Linked DNA regions of Homo sapiens: region 1 is linked to region 2. The links are chromatin contacts, found by Hi-C in ENCODE. All regions are on one chromosome and are shown on one strand. The core of a region is the stretch at or near the end of the contact, and the rest is flanking DNA. Distances in the headings are between cores, read along the strand shown.

The links. A loop is a pair of places that touch in the nucleus more often than their neighbours do. Pooled maps may share reads with other maps.
Region 1: a loop to region 2 is called in a map with no recorded cell type, with 2.1 times the contacts of the local background. The contact joins two enhancer-like sites. A Hi-C loop is called at or near these places in 2 of 37 single-sample maps with no recorded cell type and 3 of 50 pooled maps.

The regions. Positions count from the first base shown.
Region 1 is chr10:96,694,148-96,699,283 of GRCh38, reverse strand. All of the region lies in intron 2 of PIK3AP1 (phosphoinositide-3-kinase adaptor protein 1), which reads left to right. Among named protein-coding and RNA genes, the nearest start is that of PIK3AP1, 24 kb to the left of the region's middle. RefSeq lists a silencer at 3,726-3,775. Within about 2 kb of position 3,808, at least 5 of the 41 ENCODE cell types and tissues checked have a DNase peak (open chromatin) inside an H3K27ac peak, as active enhancers do.
Region 2 is chr10:95,782,000-95,787,360 of GRCh38, reverse strand. The region is part of intron 1 of ENTPD1 (ectonucleoside triphosphate diphosphohydrolase 1); the gene reads right to left. ENTPD1-AS1 (ENTPD1 antisense RNA 1) reads left to right here. Exons shown (of 6, transcript NR_038444.1): 5 at 2,116-2,335. Among named protein-coding and RNA genes, the nearest start is that of ENTPD1, 29 kb to the right of the region's middle. RefSeq lists a silencer at 1,822-1,901. Within about 2 kb of position 3,485, at least 3 of the 41 ENCODE cell types and tissues checked have a DNase peak (open chromatin) inside an H3K27ac peak, as active enhancers do.

The DNA of each region.
Region 1 (5,136 bases), core at 2,559-5,058, 910 kb before region 2:
TGACTGCCATATTGGACAGTGAAGCTCAAAAAGAATGTTTACTTTTCAGAGAATAGGAGCCATCTATCAGTTAATAATTTAATTTTAATTTTTTTTTTTGAGACAGAGTTTTGCCCTTGTTTCCCAGGCTGGAGTGCAGTGGCACCATCTCGGCTGACTGCAACCTCCACCTCCTGGGTTCAAGCGATTCTCCTGTCTCAGCCTCCCAAGTAGCTGGGATTACAGGTGTGCGCCACCACGCCTGGCTAATTTTGTGGGGTTTTTTTTTAGTAGAGATGGGATTTCTCTATGTTGGCCAGGCTGGTCTCAAACTCCCGACCTCAGGTGATCCACCCACCTTGGCCTCCCAAAGTGCTGGGATTACAGGCGTGAGCCACTACGCCGGGCCTAATATTTTAATATTTTAAGTGTTAAAAGTACACTTCTTCTAGTTTCTTCACTCATTCATTTATTCAGTCATTTCAAAGGTATTGAATGAGCATCTGCCAGGTGCTGGAATGTTGTATAACACTGCTTTATTTATTTTACTTATTTATTTATTTATTTATTTTGAGACAGAGTCTTTCTCTGTCACCCAAGCTGGAGTGCAGTGGCATGATCTCTGCTCACCGCAACCTCTCCCTCTCAGGTTCAAGCAGTTCTCTTGCCTCAGCCTCCCGAGTAGCTGGAATCACAGGCATGCACCACTGCACCCAGCTTAGTTTAGTTTAGTTTAGTTTAGTTTTTAGTTTAGTTTTTAGTTTAGTTTAGTTTGGTTTAGTTTAGTTTTAGTTTAGTTTAGTTTAGTTTAGTTTTAGTAGAGATGGGGTTTCACCATGTTAGCCAGGCTCGTCTCAAACTCCTGACCTCAGGTGATCCATCTGCCTCAGCCTCTCAAAGTGCTGGAATTACAGGCGTGAGCCACAGCGTCCGGCCTATTTTTTTCTTTCTTTCCCTCACTACTGACCTCTTCTTTCTTGTTTTTCCTTCCCACTCCCCCCTTCTTTGTTCCCTTCTATATTTTGTCACCTGTTTAGCTTTGTTCCCAAGCTCCAGAAATACAGTGTTAGTTGAGACAAAATTGGCTTTGATTAACAATAGAGTTTCTGTCCTCGAAATGACAGCTTACCATCAGAACTAATGAAACGGAGCTCCTGGCAGCCTTTGTGAGGACAGAATCAAACCAGGGTGCTCGTCTGCCCTTCAAAAAATAATGTTTGGCCTTGGGCCCAGTTAAATAGATTATTGTTGCATCTATGCAATGGAATACCATCCAGACCTCAGAGAGAACCAAGCAGTTCTCTTTGTGTTGATATGGAAAGTCTGCCAGGATTTATAAAAAGAAAAAACTAAGATACAGAAGAATGTGTATAGTATAATGTGATTTAGGTATGTTTTAAAAAGAAATATATTTATGTTGGTATATGCATTACTTTTTTTCCTGAAAGGATATACAAAAAACTGTTGATAGTGGTTACCTTTGGGTGGATGGAGGACATTTGGAACTTTTTGTTTTAGACATTTCTCCAGTGTTTTAATTTTTCTGTGTTCATGTGTTACTTTTTGTTGTTTGTTTGAGACAGGGTCTTGCTCTGTTGCCCAGGCTAGAGTGCAGTGGCACCATCATAGCTCACTGAAGCCTCAACCTTCCAGGCTCAAGCGATCCTCTCATCTCAGCCTCTTGAATAGCTGGGACCACAGGCATGCACCATCATGCCCGGCTAATTAAAAAAAAAATTTATTTTGTAGAGATAGGATCTCACTATGTTGCCCAGGCTAGTCTCGAACTCCTGGACTGAAGCAGTCCTCCCCTTGTCCTCCCAAAGTGTTGTGATGACAGGCATGAGCCACCACACCCAGCCTGTTTTACTTTTAGTTAGGAATTTTGAAGAGAAAAATGATAGACTCTAGAGGAAGATGTTGGGCTTGCACTCAGATAATCCAAGTAGGGTACACTTCAAGTTAAGTTCGCGTGTACAGACCTGGTGGCCTTTTTCCTTAGCTTCATTAGGGTGATGTGATAAGTGGAAGCAACATGGTATTGGTTTGTGTTATTGCTGTAATGACTGCACCGTCACTCACTCGGGGTGGGCTAATACCTATAACGAGAGAACAGCTACTTATCACGGAGTCATATTTTGACTCTTGTCAAATTTAGGCTGATGTCTTCTTAGGTTACTACAATCTTTATGACAATCAGTAAGAGAATAAGGGTGTGTATTTCCAGATTACAGAAACTGGTTGAGCCACCTGAGGCAATTCACTTGGCCACTCTGTATCTATTTTTGTTCTCTTTAAAATGCTTATGGGAAAAATATGTTGACATCTCAGACATTTACAACCATGAAATTTCTTAATTCCAACTATGTGTGATTTTACATACCTTGCATTTCATTACTGGGTCTCGATCTAATATTTTTCCAAATCCTATCAAGGTATGGTAGTGTATTCACTTCAGCTAACAAATTATCCTTCACAATAGAATTTTAAATGAAACTTTAAATGCATTAATAATAACTTTCTGTTTATGGACATTAGCTCAAGTTGAGTCTTAGGAGTATATCACATTATACCATTATCTGTGTGGATATGAAGGAATGTATGTATTTAACATTTTACATGTACTGTTTACTATGGTCTGCATGAAGATTTATGCATGTGGGTTCATAGAAAGATAATGGGGGCAGAGGAAATGGGGGTAAATATGCATTACAGAATGGGTTTGTTAATTTCCCTGTTATTACAGGATGTTTTCGCAGCTTTTCAATTTGGTTTCCACCAGCCATTCACATGACCCAGAGTAGGTCTGAGATGGCCCAGGAAAGAGGATGATTTAATGCCTTAAATGATTCTTGATCTGCCCATTGGAGAAATTATTGAAACCACAATAGGGCTTGTCATATGGTCTTCATTCTGGGCAGAAAATTTTCAGTTTCAGCCAGTTTGGTAAAATTTAGACTGAAATAGGACAGTTGGTTTTCTAAGACACAGAAAAATTAACAAAATCAGTAATTGATCAAAATTGCCTGTTCTGTGGGGAAAAACTTGGGGACTTTTAAAATTTTCACTGTTTACGTTTAGAAAAACAATACTGGTCTCTTACTGACAATGTTTTATGTGTGGTAGATGCCTAGTAAATGGTGGTTGGATGGATGACTGGAGGAGTGAGTATATTCATGAGTTATTATCCATTTTCCTAACTCTTGGGACCATTTTGAATGTCCCAGTTGCAGAAAAGATGTCCCTCCCATGAGCATCTTATGTAGAGGCTTGATGCCCTTTGGATTGTCAACCATTTCCATGGAGCAAATTTGTCTTCGGTAACATAGGGTGTTTCTAAACAGAAAATTACTCTTCAAGTTCAAACAGGAGCCTACACAGCACATGTATTTTTCTGTGTCCATACTTAAAAATGTGCCAGATACAACAACCTGTCCCACAGAAGAATTAAGTATGCCAGTCTAGGAGCTAGTTAACAATTGGAATTGTTAGTTCCTTGGGATATGTATAGGTCTGTCTCTGCAGAGATTAAATTGGCTGTGTCTTTTTTTTTTTTTAAAGGAGAGCATAAAAGTGAGGCAATCTATAGAGTTTTGGAGGAAACCTCTAGAATTGGGTTAGTCATTTTGGGAATTCCTTGGTACTTTTTCTTCTGGGTTTATAACTTCTGAATATGTGCATCTTCTCCATCACCATTAAGAAGTCAGACCATCTTAGGTTCTTATTTAAGAAAATGCTGGTTGAATATGCCTATTTTGTCTACCAGCTTGCCAGTTTCACAGACTGCTGGTTTACTCTCCAACATCTGATAACACAGGAAATAGCGGGGGAGGCTGATGATGAAATGAAAATGCTCTACTTTTAAATTAGACTAAAATAAGTTTCTTTTTACATGTACAGCTAATGTTTGAGGCTGTAGTTGCAGTTAAAGCTTGCAATAAGATAGGAAGGACGTTCATCATAACTAGCAGATAGAATAATATTAGCACTAGCAGTTGACTCGGCTTTTAGAGCATGTGAAATGTGGGAAAACATTTCTGTTGCAGGATCTGGCATTTAGTATTCCAAACAGAACCAACCTGTTAACTTGTTCTGAACCAGGGTTTTCCTTTTATTTTCTAAAATTTTCTGAATATCCTTGCTCAAAGCCTGAGTTTGTTGCCAGAAAAGATCTCTGACTGTGATTGTGTTTTTGTGTTATAGATTTTTTTCTGGAAAAATGTAATGCTGAAATAACTGTATAGTTATTTGGCAGACTAAATATTTATTTTTATTTTGTAGTCACTTGAATTAGGAATCCCCGTAGGTTATAGAAATCCTTTAAAACAGTGTTTTGCCCTAGTCTTTCCCATGGTCCGGGGCATGCATGTGATTAAAACTTGCCCATACTCTGCAAAACAATCTAGCTTTAGAGTCTTTGATGGGGAAACAGAGGCAAGAAGCCATTGAGTCAACAAGATGGAAATATGGAATATGAACATTAGAAAAGGGCCAGTGCAGCACTTTGGGAGGCTGAGGCGGGAGGATTGCTTGAGCCCAGGAGTTTGAGACCAGCCTGGGCAATATAGCAAGACCTCCATCTCTACAAAAATAAAGTAAAATAATTATCTAGGCGTGGTGGCATGCACCTGTGGTCCCAGCTACTTGAGAGACTGAGGTGGGAGGATCGCTTGAGCTCAGGAATCCAAGACTTCAGTGAGCTAGGACAGCCCCACTGCACTCCAGCCTAGGCAACAGAGGGAGACCCTGAAAAAAAAAAAAAAAAGAAAGAAAGGAGGGAGAGAAGGGAAGCGAAGGGGAGGGGAAGGGAGGGGAGGGGAGGGAAGGGAAAAGGAAACTTTGGGATCATCTGGACTAATCCCTTTAGTTTAAAATGAACAAAGTAGGACCCAGAGGGGTTAGATGACTTGCCCAGTATTACACAGTTAGTGGCATAGATGAGACTGTAAATTTATGTTTATATTCATCAAATATTTATTGAGTTTATGGAGTGTCTGCCATGGGTGCAGCACTGTGCAAGATCCAGGGGAGACTTGATGAAAAAGTCAGATGCACCCCCTGCCATTGTGAAGTTTATGTGTCCTAGCAGGAGAGGGACACTAAACAGTGTTACCCTATTACTTAATGCCAGGAGTATCCAGAGGTATGAAGGATGCT
Region 2 (5,361 bases), core at 2,236-4,735:
CCCTCTTGTAATATGTGGAGCTTCATGTTTACACAGAGTAAAAGAAGCATGTCTATTTTAACAGATTAAACTTTGGTTTGAAAATGATCAAAATAAAGCTTGGAATACTACGCTGATCAAATTTCCCTAAAAGTTGTATCAATAAATCATATTCCCCCTTTTTTCTCCCTCAACTCTTTTCCTGGAAATTAATATATCTTATTATGCTTTATTGGAAGATGCAAAGACCATGGCCCAGCACCTTTCTATGCATCATTCTAATGTTGGTAGCTCATTACCTAAATTGAAAACAAAACCAAAGAGCAAAACAAAACCTCGAGGTTACTAGCTCTGGGATCTTGAGTAAGTCACCTTTTCTACCTTGTTTCCTCAGCTGTAAAATGAGGATTAATGGTAATACCTACTTGACAGAGTTAAGAGGATTAAAGTAAATTGAATAATGTATAAGAAACTGCCATATGAACCATAAATTCAATGATTATAATGATGATTGTGATGGTTTGCAAGGCCACAACTCCATTTGTAATCAACATACAAAATCAAATATCTAAATGTGCAACACTCAAGTAACCAGAGGCTTTTTATATTTATAAATGGTGTTGAAAATTTTAAGTTTCCCAGATTTCCAGGTTTCATCTTTTTCCCATGGCAGAAAAGTCTAGGTTGGATAAGGTGGTTTCTGTCATTTTAAGATATGCTGAAACTTTTTCTCACTAGATTTGGTGCTTTCTCTGCTGACAGTGGGCACAGGGAGCCAGAATCTAGGACTGCACTTGGCTTGGTGGGAACCAGTCCTGAGCTGCCTTCCTCCTTGGGGAACAACATTAGTCTCAGATTCTAACACCAGGGTTCGCTTTCTCAGGCAAAGGACGGTAGTGCAATACGGAAGCTAGGGATATGCATTCCTTCTCCCTCCCCTACTGAACCTGCGTCTCCTTCAACCTTGTCTTTCAGGCTCCTTTTCAGGGCAATATGGAAGTCTCTGTGCTCAAAGTACCCTCCATCCTCCATTGCTTATTGCTCCACTAATTTCCAATTTGGTGGAGTTAAAAAGAAATACCTCTGGTGGCCTTAAAGTCAAAGGAAGCTGTGTGGTCCTTCTCACCAAAACCTGGCTGTGGCAAAGCTGAACAGAATGAACAGAAGTTTTGAGTCATTATGGGAAGGGGAGGGGCAAACCATCCCTAGGGAGTTTGGAACAAAGTGCTTTAAGCAGCACCCAAGCACTGGGTAGCAGGGTGGGAGGACATAAGGGGTCAGGAGGTAGAAGTGAGGCTCAGATATGAGGCCCTCAGATAAACACCTCTCTTTCACCTGCATCCAGTTTTACCAAGTGCCCACTCTTGTCTCCTTCCTGCCTCCTTAGATAACAAGAGCAGCACCACTGGATGCTAGGCCAAGAAAAACGCTTGCCATCCTCACAATCATCCTCTTCCCCATTTGTTATGTTCTTACTGGGTAGCAGGCACTGTGCTAAGCACTTTATACTCATTGTTCATCAAATTATCACAACACCATAGATATCATTAGCCTATTTTGCACTTGAGAAAACTGGGGTCCAAAAGTTTGATAACATATTCGTGGTCACACAAATGGTAAGCACAGAGCTGGAATTTGAGGACAAGCCTGTCTGACTCCAGGGATTCTAAGCTCTTAATTATTAGGAGACATTGACACTCATTTAACTCTTCTCTTTTCTTTTATTTCCCCCACCTATCCACCTCCCAACTTCCTTCAGCCAAATGAGGCCAGTTTACATAGCCACCTTCTGAGAAAAGTTACCACAGATGGTTTCTGCTTCATAAGTTGCTGGGTTGGTTTTGTGGCCAACCTTGTGTCCTGAGACCTTATGATCTTGGCCACAACAGATTGTTCCAACAACTGCTGCTTAAGCCAAAGTCAACTATAGGCTGGACTTGCATTATCTCATTTAATCCTCATAACAAAGCTTTAAATTAAGTACTAATACCAACTGCATTTTACAAGCGGGAAAACTGACATTCAGATAAGTTAACTTACCTGCCTAAGGTGGGACAGCTAGTAAGAAGCAGAACTATGATTGGAAGGTAGGTTTATCTGAATGCTTGAACACTGTTCTACCTCCCATTTTTTCAGAGATCAATAGAGTTGGCCTGGAACAAGAGATGCCCTTGAATGCAAGTTGTAACAACTGAGAGAAATTGCCCAGACACTGCAACGGGAGTTGCCAACAAAGTAACAGAGTCAGAGAAGAGCTGAGTCTTGGGAATGAAAAAGTGATGAGGGGATGACTTCCACAGTGGGTATCCGGTCATTTGGGCTGCTGCTCTGCCCTCATCAAAGTGATTTCCACTCTGTGAGTCTCTGATATGCAGCTATAGAACCTGTTGCCTGTTTCCTAATTTATCCATGTGGGCCTGTCACCCTCATCACCTCAGGTAACAAAGTCCAGTCCTTATTACTTTGTGCCTCACACATACACTCCCTTAGGCCTAAACTCCCTGCAACGCCACTCCTGCCAAACCCCCATGATTGTCCTGGCCTGATGGAGTGAAGTAATGAGAGACTTGAAGCTTTGTAGACCTGAATGCTCATATCTTGCCACTACCCCAGCCTCCAGCTTTACTTCCTCCTCCAATGGGTAGCTCTCTCTCCTCCTTCCTCATTGTCTGCCAGCCTGAGGGAAAAGAGTACTGAGGCCGATAGGTGTTTTCCAAAAGGCTCTGGGTGCACTGGATGTACACCAGATGTTTCCTGCGACAACAGCAAGACAAAGGCAGTGGGCATGCAGAAAGCCATATAGCAATTGGTCTCTGGAACTGCTACTTCCTGGGTCCACAAGGTCTTGGGGTGACTAGGAAACACAGCCTGAGTTTTTCTCCCCAGGCCTTCACACTCTACAGTTAGCCCCATTCTCTACACAAGACAATGGAGCTCATAGGAGTCCCCATGTCTCTGAGCTTGGCTAGGGCAAACAGTTAGAGAGTGGCTGCTGGTGAGAGACAGTGCTGAAAATGCTGGCAGCAAGCCATATAAGACATTTTTAGTGGCCCCATAATGTCTATATACTCTAAGGAACTTGTATTTGTGAGCAGCTGGTGCTACATCATTAGATGTCATATGTGACAGGCTGTTCCAAGAAAGATCCAGGATACAAGAAGCTGGATTTCCTGACTTCAGTGTCCCTGGGTTTTTAATGCCTACCCTATCTTATGGGTAATTTGGCAAATGGTCAAATTGCTACACTGATCTTTTCTACAATCAAAAAAAAAAAAAAAAGAACAAGCAAAGCACCTGATTATACAAAGCATCTTACTACATTCCTCCTGCAGGAAGGCAGGATATAGTAATCGAAAGAGACAAAAGAAAAAAAATGACTAGGAACCTATATTTTTGCATAGATTTTCTACCCGCTTTCACCCCCACCTCTTCCCAGGCCACCTGCTATTCTAGTTCTTGGTCACCAATTTTGCCTCATCTTAAAATTTGTTCCTCTTTCCCATAATCAGTAGTAACTAGAAGCTGAGTTCCCCAGGCAACCATAAATACTTGTTATTCTTTTTGCCACGTGACTTGCCCTAAAAATAAATTCAAATATTTTTCCTACCATCAAAATGCCAGGAAGAATTGGATACTGTCTTGAAGAAGTGGACACTGTTTTTTTTTTTTTTATGCCTACCTGTGAAATAGAGCAGGCCTAATGCTACTTAGCCAAAATTTTTAGGAATCCTAAGAAAGTCCTAACACAGAAGGTAATATAAAAACCTGGGTGTTATCCTATCTTGAAAATGGGACAAGCAAAGAAGGGGTTGGGAAAAGAGAATTAGAACAAGCTGATACACACATGCTCACACAACCCAGACCAGTATAATTTGTTTTTCTTTTTAGAAAGAGAGTAGCAAAGAAAAGAGTGCGTGTTTGCTCTGAAGTTTAGTCAAGATTTTGCCACTTTCTTTGAAATGCCCCCTTGATGTGCCAGCCAAGGACCCTTAGAGACCTCCATTTGAAGCTGAAAGTACTTGAAGCCAATTAATGAAAAAGATTTGCTTTCCAGTCTCATGTGACTCTGGGGTGGATGACCTTTTGGAAATCATGGACAAAGTCTCCATTTAGAGCTCCTACAGAGTGATGACCCCACTATACAAATCACTGTGAATTAGGGAGCTTCCAAATTAAACAAGATTCAGCAAATAGAACAGCGACAATGGTAACAATGCTACTCATAAAACTACATTTAGATGCTCTCAAAAACAGTTTACAAAATTCATTTTTGTCCACTCTCTTTTTTGATCCTCAAAGAAACTCCCTAGGAGACAACGGATACATACACTACACACACACACACAAACACACACACACACCGCTTCCATTTTATAGGTGTGCAAAAGCTGAAGCTAAAGAGCAAAGCAACTTGCCCAACCTGTATGTTGCTGAGTGTAAAATTCAACCAAGCCTTCTACTTCTAGCTCAGTATCTTTTTAACCCAGACATTCTCCTCCCATGCCTCCATCCCATTATCCCCAAGAATCCTGAAACCAGTAGTTATCCAGATGACCAGGAGCTGAAAACGCAGCCTTAGAACTTTTAGAGAATCAATTCAAAAATAGATAAAAGAATAGAAAAACTGTTGGGGTTGGGGGAACAACAGGAAGAGCTGAGATGAACTAATGCAGGATGAAATCAATAAGGCAAGGGGGAAAATTCTCTCTTCCTTTTTCCTTCACATCTTCCCTGTTCATCACCACCTAGCCTAGGCGCCAGGACTTCCTCAAATTGCCCTAACTCTTTTGCCCAATACTGGGTTGTTTTTACCAGGTTCACGTGATAGGCTCTGAAAATATTTTAGCTAAACCTTCTGATTAGCCAGGAGCATGTTTCCAATTTTTTCTTGGAACTACTAGCCCCAGTCATATTCATTTTTACTACCTCCTTTGACACATGTTCCTTATATGACATAGTCTCTGCATCCTTCCTCATTCTGGACATACCTACCCAGTTTGACAATGTCTCACTTCAGATGTGATACAAAAAAGGAAATATACTACCCATAAAGTGATTTTCAGTTCTTCACTCAATAAATCAACCAAAAAGTAAATAAATATATACTGAATCACAGGAAACATTTTAGAATGATAGAATGCTCTATATCTTAATAGGGCAATTTAAAAATTGTTGTTGTAGGGGTAAACAAGGTGGTGAAAGTCAAGCACTTAACACAGAGCCTGGCACATTAGTCCTTTATAGATCACTGCAAACCAATGCCTTCATGGCACTCTATCTGCATGCAGTATTATCTTCAGCTCAGAGCAGTGTATTTTGGAAGTGGCATTAACAAACTGGAGGCAGAAATTCTAAAGAAGAGAAAGGAGTTTCTACTCACAG